Regions from separate parts of the Mus musculus genome. Here regions 2 and 3 are each linked to region 1. The links are chromatin loops, found by intact Hi-C in ENCODE. Cell type or tissue: left cerebral cortex. All regions are shown on one strand.

Region 1 (2,500 bases):
ATGAACTCACAGCCATTGGAAGAAACATTTACGTATTGGTGTGTGTGGCATGGGAATACATATGTGCAGCAGCAGTATGTGTGTGCCTCTCTCCTCCCACCAAGTGGGTCCTCCGAATGGAGCTCAGGCTGTCAGGTTTGGTGGGCAGCTGTTTTTACCTGCTGTGCTTTCTTGCTGGCCCAGAAAGAACACGTAAGGTTTGGGGGAACATTTGAGGCCTGATCCTTAAGGAGGGCTGCGTAGGGAGAGGCTTATTTATGGGTTGGTTCCGAGCAGTGGTCCTCAACCCTCCTAATGCTAGGACCCTTTAATATAGCTCCTCGTGTTGCCGTGACCCTCCAACCATAAAATTATTTTGTTGCTACTTCATAACTGTAATTCTACTTCTGTGATGAATCATAATATAAATATCTGATATGTGACCCTTGAGAAAGGGTTGTTCGACCCCCAAAGAGGTCCGAGACTCATAGGCTGAGGACCTCGGTTTTAGAGGGTGGAGTCTTGATGCTGTGACAAAGTCCCTGAGAAAGCGCAACCAAAGGGAGGAAAGCTTATTCAGGCTTGCAGCTCCAGGGTGCCTGTCATTAGGGGTGGGGGGTGGGTGGGGGAGGGGGTGGGGGAGGGGGTGGGGGAGGGGAAGCGGGGAGGCAGGGAGGTGGGATGGCAGGAAGGCAGAGCAATGGCCTTAATATAAGCAGTGGAACCAGGAACACTGGAATCAGTGGGGTGACTGTAGCCGTTTTTTTCTTTCCATTGCCCAAGGGAGGGTGTGGGTTTTCCAACCCTCATAGGTGTCCCCTTTTGTTGACAAGATGACAACAACCGGCACTGTTTGTCCCAGCAGGGAGCTCAACGGCCTACAGCAGCTCTGTCTGTGACAGGGAGAGCTGTTCCCAGCAGACACCAAAGAGAGAGAACTTTGGGAGCGCAGCAAGCAAGCCCCATTCCCAGCCAGGCATTCTGCAAATGCTCCGTCCAGCAGCGCCACCTGCCGGCCACATCCAAGCGCATTCCCTTCCTCCCTTACCAGCTTCTATTAAAAAATGTCTTAGTGTGGATCTGAGTTCAAGGCCAACCTAATCTACAGAGTGAGTTCCAGGACAGCCAGGGCTATATAGAGAAACCCTGTCTTGTAAAACCATCCATCCATCCATCCATCCATCCATCCATCCATCCATTCAACCAACCAACTAACCAACCACTTACCCACCCACCCAACCAGAAAGTCTTAGTGTGTTGGTATGCATGCATTTGCATATACATGTGTGTGTATGTGTGCAGACAAATGTGTGCATGTGTTCTTGTGTTTGGGGTGCATGGTTATGTGCATGTACAGCTATAGGTCAATGCTGGGTATCTTCCTGTACTGCTCTCCATCTTGGTTCTGTGTATGTGTGTATGTGTGCAGACGAATGTGTGCATGTGTTCTTGTGTTTGGGGTGAATGGTTATGTGCATGTACAGCTATAGGTCAATGCTGGGTATCTTCCTGTACTGCTCTCCATCTTGGTTCAGGTTTTTTTTTTTTTTTTTTTTTTTTTTCTTCGAGACAGGTTTCTCTGTGTAGCCCTGGCTGTCCTGGAACTCACTCTGTAGACCAGGCTGGCCTTGAACTTAGAAATCCGCCTGCCTCTGCCTCCCAAGTGCTGGGATTAAAGGCATGCGAGTGTACACCGAGTCACTGCTTCAAATGTGTTCAGGAAAGTCACTGGTCCTGGCCTTCTCTAACCCCTGAAGGCTCTTCTGGCCATGTCCAAAGTGTGTGCTATCTCTAGAGCTGGCCCTATTACTACTGCCATGTAGTGACTTGGGTGAGGGAGAGATGCTTGTGGTAGGCAGAAAAGCTGGCCTGGAGGTCATGAGAGTGGGAGAGCTGGCCCTGCCCCTCACCTACTGCAGCACTTGGGAGAGCAGGCCCTGCTCCTTTCCTGGGCAGCATGGCAGAGCTTTTCCCTGGTCATGTGGTATTGGATGGACTGGCTAGAGGTCAGGAGAGCAGGAGAGCTGGCCCTACCCCTCGCTGGCGGCAGCATTGGGTGGGTTAGGTGGGGCAGTGCTGGAGAACACGTGCTTACTCACGGTGTGGGTGTGGGAGAGCTGGAGGGCTGACCAACTCAGCTCCCACTCAGACTCAGATCCAGGGCTATGAGTTGGCCCACCCCATCAACTATGCCATGAACTGCTGGGCCAGTCCTGCAGATCCAAAGCTGCAGGATCTCCATGACACAGGGCAACAACAGAGCATCTGAGAGGAATCCCAGTGAGGATACAGTATTGATAGTGTAGCAGAAGCCTTGGAACCAGACCAATGACTCACTGTAGTGAACATTTGCAAGTAAATATGTGTGGGCAAAAGGGAATACTGTGGGACACACTATAGCATACACACACACACAAACACACACACACACACACATATATATGTGTGTATACACACACACACACATATGAGGCTGCAAGGGCAGAGGACAGATACAAAGGGATGGGGGAGATAAGAGGGA
Region 2 (2,500 bases), 62 kb before region 1:
GTGTCATTTTAATGTCCCACCTCCCCCACCTCTCCCCTGACCCCAAGCTGGGGTTTTCCTGTAATTCCCAGGGGAAGTTGATGTGGAATAAAACAGAAGGAAGGGGTGGCTGGTGTCTCCAGAGGGGGCTCCGTGCACGTCTCCCAGGCTGGGAGCTCAGTAGGTTCCATGCCCAGTATGGAAAAAAAGCAGGTGGGGCCTGGGCTGGGTCTCTGTTGTAAGAATCTTGGCCCAGTAAGCTCGAGGCTTTGCGCTCCTTCCCCAACACAGAAGAAGCTGGATTTGAGGGTGTATGCCTGTCTGTGTCTGTATCCCAATATACTGGGGAGGGTCAGAAGTTCAGAGTCATCCTAGGCTGTCTAGTGAGTTGGAGGGCTGCAAGGCGAAGACCAGACCCTATGTAGAAACAAACAACTCCCCATTTTATAGCTTGTTGTTTCCTGCTGAGATAAATGGTCTGGTTATATCAGTACTTTTTTTTTTTTTAATTATGTTTACTGATGGTATGCATGTCGTGGTCAAAGGGCACTTTCAGGACAAATTTCTGGGTGTCAGTTCTTTCTTCCCACCATGTAGGTCCTGAGGACTGAACTCAGGCCACCAGGCTTGTGATTATACTATTACTGGCTGAGCCATCTCAGCAGATCTAACCAGATCAGAACATTGAGGAGTCTGTCTCCAAGGTTTGCCCAGAGCCAGTCATCTCTCAGTTCCTCTTTTGGGGGGTCTTCTCTGCGCCCCCCCCTTTTGCCTCTACCTCAGGCAAGAACAGTGAAAGAATGGGAAATTGGAAATGTGTCCGCTGCCTGGGGGAATTTCTCTATCTGGACTCTCCAGCCTTCTGTTTCTGGAGTCCTAAGAGACTACTAACAGGAAGCCCCAAGAAAGTGGGTGGGGACACACCAGGAAAGGCCCAGGGTAGAGATGGGGTCCTGGGGAGGAAGAGGCTGAGTGAGTGGGTGCCTAGCAGGTCTCTTTGATTCCGCTGGGGATGGGTGGGCAGTTTTGGATGTCCCTAGAGTCCTCGACAAAACAACAACAACAAAAAACAAAACAAAACAAAACAAAACAACAACAAAACCCCCTGCATTTAGGGCGTCCCAGGGATGGGGAGCTAGGGGTTGGAAGAAAAAGGGAGCAGGAGAGATCAGGAGAGAGACAGAAGTTTGAGAGACAGAAAAACAGGAATGAAAATCAGCAGCGGAGAAATAACCTACCAGTGGGGAACACAGAAAAAGAAGGGAGACAGAGCTGTGGATTCAGGAGAGGCCAGGGAGGGAATGGATTCCGATATCACATGGTTCCCATCATATAAAAAGCTCTTTAATGTGTCAGTGTTAAACCAAATCAAACACACACACACACACACACACACACACACACACACACACACACACAAAAAGGGAAGAAGGACGGGCGGGCACAGGGCCTGGACAGGGAAGGGGAAAGGGGCGAGAAGGGGGAGGGGAAGGGGGGAGGAGGAGAGAAAGTTCCGGGAGTCGAGGGGCGGAGCGCGGAGCCCGGGAACCCCGCGGCTGCCCTCCCTCCCTTCCCTCCCCGGAAAAGGCGCCTCGGTAGCCTATAAAGCACGGGCACTGGCGGGAGACGTGCACTGACCGACCGTGGTAATGGACCAGCACACACTTGATGTGGAGGATACCGCGGATGCCAGACATCCAGCAGGTACTTCGTGCCCCTCGGATGCGGCGCTCCTCAGAGATACCGGGCTCCTCGCGGACGCTGCGCTCCTCTCAGATACTGTGCGCCCCACAAATGCCGCGCTCCCCACGGATGCTGCCTACCCTGCGGTTAATGTTCGGGATCGCGAGGCCGCGTGGCCGCCTGCACTGAACTTCTGTTCCCGCCACCCAAAGCTCTATGGCCTAGTCGCTTTGGTTTTGCTGCTTCTGATCGCCGCCTGTGTTCCTATCTTCACCCGCACCGAGCCTCGGCCAGCGCTCACAATCACCACCTCGCCCAACCTGGGTACCCGAGAGAATAATGCAGACCAGGTCACCCCTGTTTCCCACATTGGCTGCCCCAACACTACACAACAGGTGAGGCTCATCTCATCCCTAGGGGACTCTTTCTTACCTTCTGGAAGCATCGCTGCACCGACAGGGAGAGAACAGCACTTCCTCCCCACCCCCGCCCCGCCCCGCCCCGCCCCGCCTCGCTCTGCTCCTGCTACTCCGCTTGAAGCACCCCCTCTCCATCTCGCACTCAGAGGAAATCCCTTTGCGTCTTGACCCCTTGAATGAACCTATGAAACCTGGGGGAGAACTCCCGAGGGTGCACCGCAGTTCCCTTCAGTCCCACTTAGGCCTTCAGGGCTCTCCTTCTCCATCCAAAGTTGGACGCCCCAATGTGTGCTGGGCCGTATGAGTTCCTATCTGCTTCTTTAGGATGTAAGGTACCATCTACCTTTATTTTTCTTTCTTCCCAGGGCTCTCCTGTGTTCGCCAAGCTACTGGCTAAAAACCGTGAGTGCCCCCTGATT
Region 3 (2,500 bases), 71 kb before region 1:
CCCTTTCTCCAGCTGACCTTCGATGACACAAACACACGTTGGTTGCATTCCACATGAATGGGTAGGCACACAGTCCAAGTGCACACCCTGGGGCAGGCAGCCTCCCCGTCCCCATCATCCCACAGAGAGTGGGACTCAAGGCTGGGCCATATGCAGGTATGGTGGTCTTCTGAATTGGGGGCGGGGGCTAAGGAAATGGCTCAGTGGCTAAGAGCACTTGCTGCTCTTGTAGCGGCTTAGAGTTCAGTCCCCAGCACTCAATCCCTGCTCATAATTACTCTAGTTCCAGGGAATCTGACCCCCTCCTCTGGCCTCTCTGAACACTTGTAGCATCCGCTCATAGACAACGCATTACACATTAATAAAAGCAAACTAAATTTTAAAGAGAATAAGGGTGGGCGTGTCCAGCAGCTGGAATGAGAATTTGTAAGGCACAGAAGGAGGTGGAGGCATTTTAGACTGCCTTGCCGTTAACCAGGTCCCAGGTGGACGAAGGAGTAAAGTAGTCTCTGAGGAAGGTCCGATGGGAAACAAGCTTTCTTTCCTAGGCTGTTAGAGTCCGGTGGAATAGGGAGAACAGCGGGGGATGTGGGAAGGACCAGGGCGGGCTCTGGGAGGCTGATAGAGAAGTCTGTTAAGCCTACCCGGTAGGGCCTGAGCAGGGGGGGGGGGGGGGGCGGAGGGGGGTCTTTGGAGATTGGCAGGGAAGCAGGCGAGGCAAGAGAACTGAACCGCCTGGGAAGCTAAGGGAGCGGGAAGTAGGCTGGAAGAATGACGTCAAAAGTGGGAATCCACAACCTCGAGGAAGCTGTTGACTGGGGAAAGTGGGCAGGGCGTAGAGAGAATGACAGAGCAGCTGGGAGGGGCTAAGAAAGTGGGAGGAACCTATAGAGATTGAGAAGTGAGAGGGACCTGGGAAGTACACAGCTGAAAAGTAAGGATGTGGGGCTAGAGAAAGTGAAGGAGCCATTGGGAGGGACTGCAAATGAAGGTTTAGAGAGTAACAACTGGGAAGTGGACGGAGCCTAAGGAGAAGTGTATGGGCTTGGAAACCAGAGTCTACTCTCAAGTGGCACCATGGGCTCTGGCCACTTTCGTGTTGCTGATGCTGGCCCTGTAGGAACCATAGTGACCTGCCTCCTCCTACAACATCCTCACTGATCGTATCTCGCGGTCATACAGGCTTCTCTGGGTTCCGGTCCTCGGGCTGGTGGTCCTCCCGGCTTCCAGGTTCTGATGTCAAGTTCTTCCAAGGCTCGGCAAGTTTGGGGGGCAGACCCTTCCACCTGCATCTCATACAGCCTAGGGCGAGGATGCCGTCCACAAGGGGGCGCGTGTGTCCCGCGCTGGGATCCAAGGCTGAGTAGGAGGGAGTTCTGTTCACAGATCTGGTACCTGGATGTTTTATTGGAGTATTGGTTTTGTTCTTGTTGTTTGTTTGCTTTTTTTTTTAATTTATTTTATTTTGTCTTTATAGGTGTTTCGCCTGCCTGTATGTCTGTGTGAAAGTGTCATAAGCCTTGGAACTGGAGTTACAGACAGGTCTGAGCTGCCATATAGCTGCTGGGAATTGAACTTGAGTCCTCTGCAAGAGCAGCCAGTGTTCTTAACCATGGAGCCACCTAATCCTCACTGTTATTTATTTTTTTTTTTTTTAAGATAGAATCTCTCACTGGTCTGAGGAGTCCAGCTATTTGTCTAGAATAGTTTGCCAATGAGTTCCAGGAATCCTCCTTTGTCTACCTTCCCAGACTAAGATTATAAGCACTTGACAGCTTGTCTTTTTTTTTTTTTTTTTTTTTTTCCAGACAGGGTTTCTCTGTATAGCCCTGGCTGTCCTGGAGCTCACTTTGTAGACCAGACTGGCCTCGAACTCAGAAATCGGCCTGCCTCTGCCTCCCAAGTGCTGGGATTAAAGGCGTGTGGCGCCACCACGCCCGGCTCTTATTATTATTATTAAACAAAACAACAAGCCAGGGGTGCTGGGAAATCAAATCAGGTCCCCATGCTTATGAAACAAGTGTCACTGGCTGAGCTATGTATGCCTGGCATATTAAAAAAAAGTTTTAAAGTTTTACTTGTATTTATGTGTATATGTGTGTCTCAGGGTAAGTGCAGGTGAGTGTAGTGCCTATTGCTGCCAGAAGAGGTGTCACATCCCCTTGGATCTGGAATTACAGGAGGTTGTGAGCCACCATGTGAGGGTTGGGGACTTAACTCTGGTTATCTGAAAGAGCAGAGTAGGAGTACTCTTACCTCAACCCTTTCCATACCTCTTTTATTTCCCTTTCTCCTCTCTTTCTGTCCTCACGAGACAGGGTCTATCTCTGTAGCCAAGGCTAGCCTGAAACTATACATAGGCTGGCCTCAGACTTGTGTAATGTCCTACCTTAGCATCCCAAATGCTCAGGTGACAGATATGAACCACCACACCTTGGCTGTTCAGTGTGTTTGACAATGATCTCTCTCTCTCTCTCTCTCTCTCTCTCTCTCTCTCTCT

What was found. Hi-C counts contacts between places; a loop is a spot of excess contacts. Peaks named below come from ENCODE experiments on the same cell type or tissue, not always from the same donor. Only the 100,000 strongest peaks of a DNase experiment are listed, where the experiment ranks them.
Region 2: it touches region 1 in a loop (4-fold over the local background); 34 of 42 quality-filtered maps call a loop at or near these places.
Region 3: a loop joins it to region 1, with 9 times the contacts of the local background. A loop is called at or near these places in 34 of 42 quality-filtered maps.

The regions. Positions count from the first base shown.
Region 1 is chr17:57,166,271-57,168,770 of GRCm38, forward strand. It overlaps Gm33566 (a long non-coding RNA gene), which reads left to right. Exons shown (of 7, transcript XR_876893.3): 5 at 842-1,088. Among named protein-coding and RNA genes, the nearest start is that of Cd70, 18 kb to the left of the region's middle. In left cerebral cortex, a CTCF peak has its summit at 988 (motif pointing left); a DNase peak (open chromatin) is centred at 979.
Region 2 is chr17:57,103,804-57,106,303 of GRCm38, forward strand. Tnfsf9 (tumor necrosis factor (ligand) superfamily, member 9) reads left to right here and starts at 1,582. Exons shown (of 3, transcript NM_009404.3): 1 at 1,582-2,057; 2 at 2,447-2,483. The coding sequence starts at 1,629. Gm11110 (predicted gene 11110) reads right to left here and starts at 2,139. Exons shown (of 4, transcript NR_033508.1): 1 at 2,095-2,139. In left cerebral cortex, no CTCF peak of the experiment used is centred here; no DNase peak of the experiment used is centred here; H3K4me3 peaks cover 1,030 bases.
Region 3 is chr17:57,095,430-57,097,929 of GRCm38, forward strand. All of the region lies in intron 3 of Gm11110 (predicted gene 11110), which reads right to left. It overlaps Gm46589 (a long non-coding RNA gene), which reads left to right and starts at 691. Exons shown (of 3, transcript XR_001782170.2): 1 at 691-1,391; 2 at 1,478-1,542. In left cerebral cortex, a CTCF peak has its summit at 1,325 (motif pointing right); DNase peaks (open chromatin) are centred at 832 and 1,324; H3K4me3 peaks cover 256 bases.